Regions from separate parts of the Homo sapiens genome. Here region 1 is linked to region 2. A link is a contact called in ENCODE Hi-C data. All regions are on one chromosome and are shown on one strand. Each heading gives the region's core, a stretch centred on a gene start or an enhancer-like site at or near the end of the contact. The rest is flanking DNA. Distances are from core to core; before and after follow the strand shown.

Evidence for each region. Hi-C counts contacts between places; a loop is a spot of excess contacts on that map. Pooled maps may share reads with other maps.
Region 1: a loop to region 2 is called in a map of heart left ventricle, with 4 times the contacts of the local background. The contact joins two enhancer-like sites. A Hi-C loop is called at or near these places in 4 of 168 maps with a recorded cell type or tissue (Right ventricle myocardium superior, heart left ventricle and left ventricle myocardium superior) and 15 of 50 pooled maps.

Annotation. Positions count from the first base shown.
Region 1 is chr16:83,350,173-83,357,614 of GRCh38, forward strand. The region is part of intron 6 of CDH13 (cadherin 13); the gene reads left to right. Among named protein-coding and RNA genes, the nearest start is that of CDH13-AS1, 46 kb to the right of the region's middle. Within about 2 kb of position 4,062, at least 4 of the 41 ENCODE cell types and tissues checked have a DNase peak (open chromatin) inside an H3K27ac peak, as active enhancers do.
Region 2 is chr16:82,604,656-82,612,090 of GRCh38, forward strand. No RefSeq gene overlaps it. Among named protein-coding and RNA genes, the nearest start is that of CDH13, 19 kb to the right of the region's middle. RefSeq lists enhancers at 1,152-1,666, 1,667-2,181. Within about 2 kb of position 4,638, at least 2 of the 41 ENCODE cell types and tissues checked have a DNase peak (open chromatin) inside an H3K27ac peak, as active enhancers do.

The sequences.
Region 1 (7,442 bases), core at 2,812-5,311, 740 kb after region 2:
CTCGGCCTTCCAACAACATCAGGAGCTGGCTGTAGGTTGTGTTCGCTCTCCTGGCTTTTAGCCACCCCAAATGGCAGCCAGGGCAGCTGGGAGAATGGCAGCCCCCCACCCTGGACGGGTGGGGCAGCTTTGAGAAAGATAGGTGGTGAGAGGTCACAGAAGGAAAGAATTAGCTCCCAAACTGCATGACTGACAAAGATGAATGTGGCATTTACCTAAAGGTGCACGTTCTGTGTCCTGAAAGATGCACATTGCTTAGGCATGTCTGATCCTTCTTCTTGAGGCTGTTGAAGACAAGCAGAGATTAGCAGTTACGTCCTCATTGTCTAACTTCTGAAAGCCCAGCCACTTTCCCTCCCTCTCTTTCCTGTCTTAGTCCCTTTAATTTTTTTTTCCATCCAGTATGCTTAGCAAGCATCTACTCTGTGCTGGCGCTATTCTAAGCTCTGAATGTGCAACACTGGACCTGGCAGGTGCTGCTTGTTCCCTCCTGGTATTCATAGCTGAGGAGGGAGGATAGCATCCAATAAATCAGAAAGAAAATTGCGGCAAGTGCTACAACATAGTTGTATGGGAGGCTCATCTCGGGAGGGGCCAAACCTAGTCTTGTAGTGAGATAGGAGGCCGCTCTGAAGAGATGATGTAGGGAGTTTTTGTCTTTTATTTTTCCTCCAGGATCCACCTGAGTTCCTTTTCAAGACACAGTTCCTTTAATTTTTAAACACATCCAGCCATTCCAGACATAAGAAAAAGCCAGCCGATCAAGTCGCCTTTGGGACTAATGGCTATCCTGAGAGCTCAGCTTTGCTTGGAAGTTGCTATTTTCCAAAACAGCTTGAGCTAAATAAAGATGGCTGGGATAGTTGATAGTTGATATTTGACACCTAGCTCAGCCGATGGTGTTCAGGTTGTTGCTATGGCCTGGTAGTAAAGTCCCTTTTCTGGTTACTTTTTACTTGTTGCAGTAACTGTGATGTGGCTTTTCAACCCATTGACTGTTAATTTTTTTTTGCTGATATTTTCAGACTTTCATGCTGTAGGTTCCTCCATTCTCAACTGCCCCAACCAATCCTATGTGTTTCTGGAATATCAGGCATGTGGCTATTTCTTTTTTTTTTTTTTTTCCTTAGGTAGATATATTTTTTAAAAAATAAATAAAGCAATTCTGTTCTTTTCAAGTGAAAGAAAATGCAGTCACTCTCCAGTGCCACCATCCAGAGATAACCACAGTTGACATTTTAGTGAGTGCAGTTCTGGGGTTCTCTCCTGGCATCTCTACACAGAGAGATGCAGGTGCACAGTTTTACAGAATGGGAGCTCTATGTGCTTTTCCGTAAATCTCTCTCTTCACTCCTCAGGGTCCTATGGACATTTTTGTAAATCAATAAACATCAAGCAACATCATTGTTTCAAACAGCTAGAGTCTGGATCTACCATCGTCTCCTTAACCAATTTCCTATCGATTTAAGTTGTTTTCACTTTTCTACACTTCCATCAATTCTGCAGAAGAGAGCTCATCTCTTCCCATGTTTGTGACAATTTCTATAGGATATATTTACATGAGCTGGATTAATGGGATGGCGGATATGCCCTGTTATGTTTTGATCCCTATTCAGGTGATGCTTCTAATCAGAGGATTTTAGTCTGTATCTTGGCTAAGCTTGTTCATGCAGCAGGATACAATAGTCTTTCTTTTCACACACAAACATACTGATGGATATTTTTGTTTGTTTCTCCAGATGACACTCAGTATCTACAAGTTTTTGTGGTCATTTCACTAGCTGTTTTGTAGATAGTGGATGGCCTTGCTATGGAATCCTTGCTGGATATTGTGGTGGAGGCAGAGGAATGCAGTGGTTGAGACTGGCCCCTTTCCTTAGGTCATCACTGGAATTTTAGTGAAGAAGTGCTGCCCAGGGATGGCATCATTAACATGCTGCAGAGCCCTTGAGCTTGGAGGAGACAGCACTTGAGTTATGGTACAATTCACTGTAAATGTGTTTTATGGTCGCCTAAAATGTGTTTAGGTGACCATAAAACACGTTTTATGAAAGAGTTGCATAATCCAATCAGAGACCATTTCCCAAAAGGAAAATTCACAGCTAAATGGAATGAAAAGTATTATCTGAACTTCACTAGCTATTGACTCCACCTAGTCGTTCAAGAGGAAAGCGAATGCTTATACATTGTTAGTGGAAATGTAAACAAATACAACTGTATGGAAAGGAGGATGGATAGTTCTCAAAAAACTTAGAATAGAACTACCATTTAATCCAGCAATCCTGCTACTACTGGGCGTCTACACAAAGGAAAAGAAGCCACTGTATCAAAAAAACACCTGCACTCATGGTTATCACTACGTATATTCATCACCACACCATACATACATACACACACACAATGGAATACTATTCAGCCATATAAAAGTATAAAATCAGCCGGGTGCGGTGGCTCACGCCTATAATCCCAGCACTTAGGGAGGGTGAGGCAGGTGGATCACGAGGTCAGGAGATCGAGACCATCCTGGCTAACACGGTGAAACCCCGTCTCTACTAAAAATACAAAAAATTAGCCAGGTGCTGTGGCAGGCACCTGTAGTCCCAGCTACTCAAGATGCTGAGGTGGGAGAATGGCATGAACCCGGGAGGCGGAGTGTACAGTGAACCGAGATCGTGACACTGCACTCCAGCCTGGGCGATAGAGCGAGACTCCGTCTCAAAAAAATAAATAAATAAATAAAGTATAAAATCATGGCTTTGGCAACAATGTGGATGCCATTATCTTTGGTGAAATAACTCAGAAAGTCAAATACTGCATGCTCTCACTTATAAGTCAGAGCTAAATCATGTGTACACATGGACATAGAGTGTGGAATAATAGACTTTGGAGACTCAGAAGGGTGGAAGCGTGGCAAGGGTGTAACGTGTGAGAAATTGCTTAATGAGTACAATATATGTTACTCAGGTGATAGTTACACTAAAAGCCAAGACGTCAGCACTCTGCCACATGTCCGTGTAACGAAACTGCACTTGTACTGTTAAATCTATACAAATAAAAAAGAAACTGAATCTTTGCCAAGTTGCTCCTAACTATGTCTGAAGGTCCTCTGGTGATATCTCACACCGGCTCAGAACCAAGACAGTCGGCTCCCTTGTCATAGCCATTGGGATTTCCCTCCTCCATATCCCAGGCCCCCACCCTGATGGGCACCATTGCACATGTCAGGCCCGCCCTGATGGGCACCATTGCACATGTTAGGACCCTTGGCTGCTGGCTCATGGGAGCTGGATACCAAAGCATCTGCTGGGACAGGAGAGAATGCCTGAACCCCTTTATTCTGGTAGAAGAGTATCTAACCAACCAACAGAACTGTATGTTTCTTCTTTAATGTGAATAACTGTGAAAACAACTCTTTTCATTTTTATTTATAGCTCTCTCTCCCCCTAAATTCACACATGCATCTCTGGGGCTGGAGATCAGCTCAAGAGATGGACACCCCATTGTTTCCTGAAACACTCTCCTCTCTAACCATGAAGTCTTATTCCTGGACTAGCCTATGTATCTGCCTCTCCTCTGCCCATCACCCATGCTCATATCATTCACATTAGACCTTTGTATTCTGGGTGAACTGGGGAGATGTGGCCCTTGGGTTCACTTTGATTACTTCCTTGTAAAAATAAACGCTTAATAGCCCTGCCCACTAATTTTTTGGATATGATATTTTAGGCCCAAGCCGGGAGTCATCCTTCCATCACTCTATATTTGGAAGAGGGAAGGATTTGTGGCATCAAATATTTAAAAATAAAAGTAAAAATATTAAAATTAATTGAGTAACTTAATTAAAATAATAGTTTAAAGTGGCAGCAGGGCAAAGGAGCATTTGTAGCTTCAGAAATGTAGTGATCATTCTACAGTCTTTTGAAAAGATAAACCTGACAGGAATTTCTAGCGAAAATGAAAATTGGTGACGGTTGAGCAGCTGCAAAGCAAAAGTGAAAAAGTCCTTGAGTTGTCCTAGCACAGAACGTGCTCACCAGCGCCGTTGGATCCTATCCCTGATACCAAAGGATCCACTGTGAATAGCCCAGCAATTTTTAGCACTGCAGCTGAGTAAAACAGAGTGGCAGATCCAAATGTCATTAAACATTTATAATTTCGGGGAAACCCTTATTTCAAATCAATTCTTCATAACCATTTCCTCAGTAAATTCATTCAACAAGTATTTATCGGGCAGTTTCTATGAGTCAGATAATATTATAGGGGCTGGGGATATAGCAGTGACCAAGACCATTTAGAACTCTATTCTTAAGACATTGCCACCTTCCTGGGAGGAGAAAGGTGCCAACAGAAATGGATAAGCCAGATAATTTAAGTTTCGGATAAAATAAAACAAGGTACATTGTTTTATTGACATAAGGTCAAGAAAAGTCCTCTCTAAAGAGGTGATGTTGAAGCTGAGCCCAGTGAAATAAAGGAGCCTACCAAGTAAAGGCATGGAGAAAGGATGTTCCAGACGCAGGGGCCAGGAAGTGCAGAGACCTGAGGCAGGAATGACCTGAGGGACGGTAGTACCAGGTGAGACAGGGAGATGGGCAAGGGCAAGGGCAAGATCGTTCTGAGCATGAGTCAACAAACTATGGGCCATGGGCCAAATGTGTCTCTCTGCCTGTTGTTTTTTAAATAAAGTTTTATTAGAATACACATGTGCCCCTTCATTCATGTATTGACTATGGCTGCTTTCGCACCATATTGGTAGAATTGGGTAGCGGGGACACAGACTGTATATTCCACAGAGGCAAAAGTATGTAATACCTGATCCTCTGCAAATAAAAAGTTTGCAGACCCCTGGCTTAGAACTCCATACATTTTGATTACATTTTAAACTTAGTAGGAAGCCCTTGGGTGGTTTTAAGCGAGGAAATAGATATGATTTTACTGCTGAAAAATGACTTGTGCTATTCTGTGGAGAGAGAAATAGGGAAACAAGGCATTTCAATGTTCTAGGCATGAGAAAACCATGGCAGCTACGGAGATGGAGAGAAGAGATCACATAAAATTTTTACAGCAAGTGTGTGACAAATCGGAAAATTCTAAATATTGAGTCATTTTATGATGCCAGCTTATTATAACTGATGCCATCTATGTGGAATTACAATAATACTGTAAGCCTTAATAGGTTTATAAATTTTCTGCAAGTATAAACCAGAATCTACCTTCAGTTCTCTTTCTCAGCAACACAGTTAAGACCAGGAGAACTGAATGGTTTTCTCTTCATCCTTCAACTTCCAACATTTAGCAGAGTCCCAGGCACAAATTATCCACCCAATAAATTCCACTGGATGAACAAATGGCTCCAAAGGCCAGAAAGCCTGAATCCCGATAAACTGTTTTTTAATTCAATTTTTAAATAAATGGTTGTATTTATTGAAAATGTATTCATTCTTTCAACAAATACCTTTAGAGTACCTGCCGTATACCAGGTATGCTGTTTAATGAGGATGGGGTTGGAGGGGGTGAATGCATGAAACAGAATGGATGCTGACTCTGTAGAGCTTGCAGACGAAAGAGGAAGTCAGTAAATAAAGCATCACTGTTACACAGGGGAACGTCAGTTTTCAACTGCTACACAGGGGAGCATCTCTCTAGGATTAAGGGAGGGAGATGATGCCTGTCCCAGGGTAACACAGCAGTGGTAATCAGCTGTATATTTTTCTAGCACTATTATGTACTGGATACTGGTCCAGGTTCCACACCTACCTTTTAAAGCAGTCCTTACAAACGTTTGACAATTGAGGAAACAGACACTCAGGGAGGTTAGGTGACTCCGCCGTGGTCACACAGCTGGTGGGTGATGAAGCTCAGATCGAAACTCAGACCTGTATGACTCTAATTCTTGTGCTTTTTCATTTCATCCCCATCCACAACACCCACTGTCCTTTAACTATTTCACCCGTGATGATGTTGCAAGTAATTCCAAAGTTGCTACCTTAAATGTAAGAGAGCATTTTCTTACACAGATGAGTGAGTTTATTTATTTTCATGTGTGTGTGTGTGTGTGTGTGTGTGTGTGTGTGTGTGTGTGTGTGTGTGTGTAGATGAGAAAGAGAAAGAGAAAACCACCAACCTTCCTTAGTCATTTTATAGTAGCCCAGCTTGCCAGGTAACTCCACGCAGCCCATCCTTACTGGTGGTAACCTCAAATAAAGCCAGATTCTCCCCCTAGCGGTAGTTTGAGAGATGCTCAACAACTCGAAGATTCATAAAGCATGCTGAGCCATCCATCAGTCAAGACAGGCCACAAATGTCAGAAAAGATTGATAATCAGCAGGGAGCTTGATAAAGCAGCTTTTACTGCAGCACCCTTGCTCTAAGACTCCCATCCCTTCTGAGAACGCAGTCTAGAGCTGCTGCTTCCATTTATCTATACAAATACCTTTGAATCACTTCACCTTAATATATATATACAGTAAGATTTTTTTAAAGCCCTGAATAATTTATGTATAGAATCACCTCCCTTCTTAACCAAATGGAAGAGATTCAGTATGCTAAGTTCAATGGGAAGAGGGTATATAAAATCCCTTTCAAGTATATGTCTTATAAAATATAGGTCATGAATTGAGTTTTTCAGTATCAAAGAAAAAAAGTTTAATAGACTTACAGCTTTCTTGCTTTAATTATGGGTGCATTTTTTAAAAACCAAGTATAGTACCCAAGCTATTTTATTATTCAGAAGACTGGCTCTTTTCAAAGAAGTGTCAAAAGTTTGGTTTGGGGAATTCTTGTGTTTTCTTTCTTGCTCCAGTTTTCCACTTTTCTTTAGTGTGTCACCATCTTTATCTCCTATGATACTAGTTTATAAAAGGCTTCTAACATGGATGCCTTCCTCTTGGAAGTGGGTTGGGGTTCGTGTTTCTATAGTCAAGCTCTGTATCCTTAAAAAAAGGCCTGCTTTTCAGAATGATGGAGGACCTCGCTGGCCTGTTTCCCTGGCCCATCACATCCAGACTCCAGAGCTGCTTTGCCATCTGTTCCTCTCCTTCCTTCTCATTTCTGCAATTTTACCCTCTATCTAGCTGAAGAGGTTCTATGCTTGTTGGCTCACACTAAAGTCATAAGCCAGGGCTAGAGGGGATGACTTGAATAGTAACATGTGTGTACATATACGTGTGTATGTGTCTGTACATTCACATACACACACATGAAATCAGCTTCGGTCTGTGATGCACCATTCAAAAATGTCTGCGTAGATTTTCACTAGCTTTGGAAACCACGTTTGATGTGGTTTAACTGGAAATATTGACCCACGCAACTAAAACTCAGGTAACCCAAGAGACTACTACTGCTGGCAGAGTCGTGTTTGCTGATTTCAGACACCATGGAGCAGTGGTCCAAGTTTGAATGATTTTGTTCCCAGGAGACACTTTGGGTTCCACACTGGGGAA
Region 2 (7,435 bases), core at 3,388-5,887:
AAAAAGCAAAAGGAGAAAGGGATTTCCACAGGATTGTGGAATTGAATTTCTTTCCCAAATCTGCCCCTCCAGTATATGGAGAGAAACATCATCTAGGTGTTCCAGTGGCCCACCATTTCCCCCTGCCATTGTGTCTCTTCAGCACATTTCTCTGGATTTCAAGTCTGTTTGGGCAGTGCACTGAGGACCCCAGGAATATTAACTACCTATGTAGGGTATTTTACAGTTTCCCCTCAGTTTTGGGACCAGTGTTTTAGTTACTTCTGGTGATGAGAGAGTGAGGATGGTATTGTTAGATGTGTTTGAACCATAGCAACTCCATCTTGAATAGGGACTAGGTAAAATAAGGCTGACACCTGCTGAGCTGCATTCCCAGTAAGTTAAGGGATTCTTAGTCACAGGATGACATAGGAGGTTGGTACAAGATACAGGTTATAGAGACATTGCTGATAAACAGGATGCAGTAAAGAAAGTGGCTAAAACCCACCAAAACCAAGATGGCAACGAGAGTGACCTCTGGTTGTCTTCACTGCTACACTCCCACCAGCGCCATGACAGTTTACGAATGCCATGGCAACATCAGGAAGTTACCGTATATAGTCTAAAATGGGGAGGCTTGAATAATCCACCCTTTGTTTAGCATACCATCAAGAAAGAACCATAAAAATGGACAACCAGCAGCCCTCGGGGCTTCTCTGCGTATGGAGTAGCCGTTCTTTTATTCCTTAACTTTCCTAATAAACTTGCTTTCACTTTACTGTATGGACTCACCTCGAATTCTTTCTTGAATGAGATTCAAGAACCCTCTCTTGGGGGTCTAGATTGGGACCCATTTCTGGTACCAGTATTATAAAAATATTAATCACTAACCATTACTAAACATTAGTCATTATTAATCAAATCTGTTTTACAGCAGGGAGAACAGAAGTTGATTGCCTTACTACTCAAAGTATGGTCCGTGGACCAGAAACATCAGCCTCACCTAGGAGCTTGTTAGGAATTCAGAATCTCAGGCCCCACTCTGGACCTGCTAAAGTAAAACCTGCATTTCACCCTGATTTCCAGGCTGTTCATTACACTTGGGGAAGCACTGACTTACTCATCCTAACTGAAACTCTGTTGAGACCTGGGTCTTCTTTGCAGACATGAAGAGAGGGAGTGGAATGAGCAGAAGTAGGCACCTTAGCATCAGAGGTCCTCTTCTATGGGTGCCCTGGGGACTGAGGACTCCTCCATCTTCCTACTGCTGCTTCCTCTGTGTTGTTAGAAGAGTCCTTTATACTGCTGGACCTGGTGAGTACTCTGCGATTGTGTGTTGAGATGTGAGAAGTTACCACTCCGTGTCATGGGAGCGGGAAGGACAAAACCACTTCACACCTTACTGGGGGATTATGAATTCAGGGCCACATTCAGGTGGTTGCTTCCTCTGGCAACCTCTCCTTAGCCCTCTTCCCCCTGGACCGGGCCTCTGGGGGTGAGGCGGCCGTGCTTCTGTCTGCCCAGTTCTGAAACCCTTTCTACCCTTTTAGGCCCCTCACCTGGGTTGAGTCTGTCATATTCTGCTCCCTAAAGCTACCAAGGTTCCAACTTATCCCACGTCTTTCCATAAGCTCTTTTGAATTTTCTCGCTCCTGTAACATCTCGGACAAGAGGCGCGTTGTTACGCTAAAGCCAGCTTCTCCCATGAGCCTTTCTTACACAAATAAAATAGATGTTTGCCTTTGTTCCTTCCACTTCACTTTTTTACACTCCCGGGCACAGGCTTTTAACAGAGTTTATTATAAATGGAAAAGAAAGCCGCTAGGGGCTATAAAGGGTGCCCCTGCATTCTTCCAATTCCAGCTCCTGCCCTTCCCTGCTGCCTGTGTTTTCAATAATGAGTGTCACAGGGGGATGGGGAGATGAATGAGGACTGATAAGAGCAAACCATTATCTCCCTCAGCTCTTGGGAGCAGGCGAGGGGTGCCACCACCTGAGCTTCTGCACCAAGACAGGCAAAGCACTTTCTCTGTGGTCCTCCTGTCTCCTCCGCCTCCCCATGAAGGAGTTTCTTTGGGGGGAAGAGCAGCAGACTCCAGTCCCAGGACCTGGGTTCCTTGTTTGGCCTTTGCCACCAACATACTGTGAGGCAGTGATCATGTGACTGAAGCTTTCTGGGCCTCAGTTTCCTTCTGGGTAGAGAAGCTTGTTCTTCCTGCTTCACAAGGTTGCATGAGTCCATGTGTTAAGATATTCTTCCTTGGATAAAGAAAGAAATACATAGTTCCCACTGTCTTCCTGAAAGTGCCTGCCATTGGTTGTGATTCTGTCCTGTGGGGCTCCAGAGGACAAGGCTAAGCTGCCTTACACCAATGATGGTGAGATAATAGATGTGCAAGCACTTGGTAAACTGTAAAGTGCTGTGCCTGTGTGCAGCATTGTCGTTGCTGTGACCCATGAGTCTGATGGTCCACCGTGGGGTACTGAGAAAAAAAAGAGGGTGAAACTAGGAAGCTTCCATAGGCCAGGGGAGAGGCTATGGGGAAGGGAATTTCAAGTGGGATAAAAGCTGGGTAAGAAGGGAAGGGAGGATGCAATGATTAAAAAGAAAGGGTCAGTGCATTGGACATGATAATGGGCATCCTTCATATATTTTGTTTTATTTTATTTTATTTTATTTTGGAGACAGTGTCTTGCTCTGTTGTTACCCAGGCTGGAGTGCAGTGGCATGATCTCGGCTCACTTCCACCTCCACCTCCCGGGTTCAAGAGATTATCCTGCCTCAGCCTCCTGAGTAGCTGGGATTACAGGTGCATACCACCACACCCAGCTAATTTTTTTGTATTTTTAGTAGAGATGAGGTTTTGCCATGTTGGCCAGGCTGGTCTCAAACTCCTGGGCTGAAGTGATCCACTCACCTCGGCCTCCCAAAGTGCTGAGATTACAGATGTGAGCCACTGTGCCCAGACCTTCATATGTTTTAAGTTTGGATTTCACCCCTTCTTCCTTACCTCTGAACTTAGGGTTGTCCAAGTCCCTCTTGATATGATAAAAGATTTAAGCTCAAGGTTCCAGTCGCCTTAACTATTTCAGTCATCACTAAGATGATCACCTTCTTTGAAAAACACACTTTGTACCTGTTGATATCGTCTCGAGTTGCACTGGCCATTTCTTTTTGCCAGCTGTGTTTTATATTGGGCTGGCGGAGCTTACAGTCAACTCATGCATCTTTTCTCTTATGAGCTGGTACCAATTTGGCTCTCACTATTTTTCCATTTTGTATTTAAGATAAGGGAAGAAATTTTCTGTAATTAATATTTTTTAATAATGTAAAATGTCAGTGGCTTAAACAGGCATGATGAGGCTCCAGCCAGGTGGACAATCCCATATGGGTTTCCAGGAACTTAAGCGGGGATTGGTGAAGTGGTGACCGGAAGCAGAGAGGGGAGGGAAGGGCCAGAGGGCTAGTGTGGGAGGACCAGCCTCCCTAATGGCCCCCAGTGAACCTGGCCCCCTACTGTTCATGCCCTTGTGTAGTCTGCTCATGAAGTAACTCAGAGAGACTATCAAGTATGGCCATGATTACAGCTTGTTAATCTCTCAGGCTTTCATAAAAGGCATGGCAGCTTCTACCTTGGCCTCTTGGGTCTCTTAGTTTGAGGGCATCCGGTGACCATGACCTGGGGAACCTCAAGCAGCTTTCTGGAGAGGCCCAGGTGAAGGAGAACTGGGGTCTCCTGTAGACAGCCAGCACCAATTTGCCAGCCATGTGGGCAGCTACTCTGAAAGATCCTCCTAAGACAAACATTCAAGTGGCTGCCATCCTGGCCAAGTCCTTGCCGCTGATAGACACCCCCCAGTCAGGAATGCCCAGCTAAGCCACTCCTGAATTCCTGACCCATTGAAACTCTAAATGATAGTAAACGTTTATTGTTGTTTTAAGCTACCAAGTTTTGGGGTAGCGATAGATAACTAACATAGTGGGTACAAGCTCTGTGCCGGGGAGAGCTGAGGGTCAAGTTAGAGAAGTCAGTTTTTGCTTTTGCTCCATGGAGTAAAAGTTTTTGCAGGAAAAAAAGCCTTTTTATTTTATTTTTCTAAGAAAACGTTGTAGTTTATGAGAACTGCTTCTCAGGAAGGAGGGAAGTGTTGACCACTCAGGGGTCTGGAGCTACTGCACCCCTTAACATATCAAGTCACAGGCTTAAGAATCCATGAATACAACAGAAAGTCCCAGTGAACATGGCCTGTGGTTGTCAGGGGATGAAGGGGTCTTGTGACATTCGGAAGAGAAAGATGAAGTATTGTGATGTGCAGTGGGGGAGAGGAAGGTGGTCCTTGCCATAAATTAGCAAACTTCATTCAGACTTTTAGAAAAGCATACAGAAAACATATCTTTGAAAGAAGTTGCAATATTTGTTCAGTAAAACGTATAGGATCTCCAAATGCGTTGTAGTGTTTGTCCAAGGAAGTAAAGCACTGAAGATCTATAAAGCAGTCATGGTGTGGTTTCAGCAGAGTAAAATACTCTGACTCTCTCATTAATTGAGATTTTTGAGTTTTGGGATACGTGAGATGAAGTTCAACTGACCGTGGATTATCATCAGCAGGAGGCCAGAAATGAAAGCCAGACCATAAGGATCAGGAGCAGGGCAGAGCCGGAGTGGCCAGGGCCAGGGCTCAGAGCCAAGTGAGGATGCTTGACAGTTGCTGCAAACATGGCTGCTCAGATATTTTTAGAGGGACTGTTAAGAGTCTATGACTGGGATAAGCAACTCCCTGCTCCAGTCTGGGATTCTCTGGTCCTATTCTCAGAAACTTGGGCAGTAACAGGGCTCTGGTAGTGCTTGCCTACTCCTGGGATATATAAAAAATCTATTGACTGAGTCAAGTTGAGGCCACAGATATCAGGATGCAAGGGATTCTGGTTCTCGCAGTGAGGGCTCCACACCTTCTGTACATAGGCAATCTAGTGTGGGATTTCCAGTTTTCCTGGGAGAAGGCAGGTTTTTCTGTTTTTTTTTTTTTTTTCCCTGTCCTAGTACATGTGCCTGAGTCGTCCAAACGATACGGGATGACTGGATGAAAGGTGCCCAGCTAGGCCAGGCGTGGTGGCTCACGCCTGTAATCCTAGCACTTTGGGAGGCTGAGGCAGGCGGATCACTTGAGGTCAGGAATTCAAGACCAGCCTGGCCAACATGGTGAAACCCTGTCTCTACAAAAAAAAAAAAAAAAAAAAAAATTAGCTGGGCATGATGGAGCATGCCTGTAATCCCAGCTACTCGGGAGGCTGAGGTGGGAGAATCGCTTGAACCCAGGGGTAGGGTGCAGAGGTTGCAGTGAACCGAGATTGTGCCATTGCACTCCAGCCTGGGTGACAAAGAGATACTCCATCTCAAAAACAAAAACAAACAAACAAACAAAAAACAAAAAGAAAAGAAAGGTCCCCATCTAAGCTGATGACAATTAGAAGTACTATTATTTTCAAGACGTTAAGTCAGCTTACCTTTCCAGTAACCTAGGTCTCTTAATAGTGTTTTCCTTTTTCTGATTGAAAATAAAATGCAACCAATTGAAAAAATAAATAACGTTAGAGAATTGTGAAAAGGCAATAATGTCTTCATCCAGGCACTCAAAAATATGGGTCATTTTTATGATTCTCATGGGCACATGAAATACATACATGAAGGGTATGGCCTAAACAAGACTGATTTGGTTGCAAGAACCAAAATCTGATTTGAAACAAACCAGCAAGCAAAAGCCAAACAAATAACCCCCCCCAAAAAACAAAAGAAGGAAGAAAGAAAAGGGTGAAAGAAAGAAAGAAAGAAAAGAAAAAAAGAAAAAAAAAGAAAAGGAAAAGAAAAGAAAAGAAAAAAGAAAAAAGAAAAGGAAAGAAAGAAAGAAAAGAAAGAAATTTATTGGATTTTGCTTTGGATGTTTGGCTTAGCTGCCATCTTCCATTCTCCGTATTTCTTGGTTCAGATTCTCAAGAGAGAGAATTGGATTGGCCAAGAGCAGTTCAGGATCCTTCCAAGGCAGGCAGGCTAGGACAGAGTGGTGGCAGGGCCTTCTCCTCTGGGTTGGAAGGGTCATTATTAGATGGGAGGTTCATGTACTAGGCAGACACTCCAAAATGTCTACTACAAACCTCCACACTGGTGGGGAGCACTGGCCAGCTTATAACCACACACACTTCGGTGGGCTATAAGAAATCCAAAGCTTTAAGGTTGTCTGATTTAGCAAAAAAGAAAGTTATTATAAGTATTTAATAGTTGTGACATATTTAATACCAGGAAATTGTTTGTTGTTTATCTGAAATTCAAATTCAACTGCACATCCTTTATTGTATCTGGCAACTTGACCCAAGGGTGAGGGTTATCCTTCTTCGTTGGAGCTGTCATGGAAAAAGAACTGGGAAAATTTTAACTCTGAGTCTCAAACTAAGTTTTTCATGCCCAAGGGCTGCTTGTATTCATGTCCTGTTTGTTTTCTGTGATCTGTTTTCATTTTCAAGAGAAGCAACCTGGTTTGATGAGAAAACAGAGACCCCGACACTGAGGTCTGAATCTGCCACTTGTGGACTGCATGATGCTGAGCAAGCCAGTGAGGTACCTCTGTCTTCTCATCTGGAAACCAGGCATCGCCATGCCTATTTCAGAAGGGTCCTGTGAGCTCCATCCCTGTTGTTCCAAATGGTAACACTTCCTTTGTTCTTCAGGCTGAATAGTATTCCATCCCATATATATATATATATATACACACACACACACACACACACACATACATATATATACACACATATACATATATACACATATGCATATATACATATACACACTTATGCATACATACATACATACTCTACATACATGGATGTATATACATCTTCTTTATCATTTCATTCATTAATGAAGCACTTAGATTGTTTCCATTCTTTGGCTATTCTGAAAAATGGCGCAATGAACGTAACAACACAGATAAGTCTTTGAGATACTGAATTTAATTTCTTTGGAAAAATATCCAAAAGTGCTCAGTGAAACAAGCGAGACAGAGAGAGGCAAATACTGTATGATCTTCCTTCTATGTGGAATGTACAATAGTCAAACTCATAGAAGCAGAGAGTAGAAGGGTGGTTGCCAGGGGGTGATGGAGGGAGAGGGATACAGGGAAATGTTGCTCAAGGAGCACAGAGTTTCAGCTATGCCGGATAAATAAGTTTTGGAGATCTAATGTACAGCGTGGTGACTGTAGCTAACAATAGTGTTTCACACTTGAAATCTGCTAGGAGCAGAGAGCTCAAATGTGTTGTTCTTAGCACACACATACACACACAATGTAACCATGAGAGCTGATGGGTATGTTAATTGTTGTAATCATGGTGATTATTTCACAATGAATACATACATCAAATCATCAAGTTATGTAACTTGAAGATGTACAATTAAAAAAATTA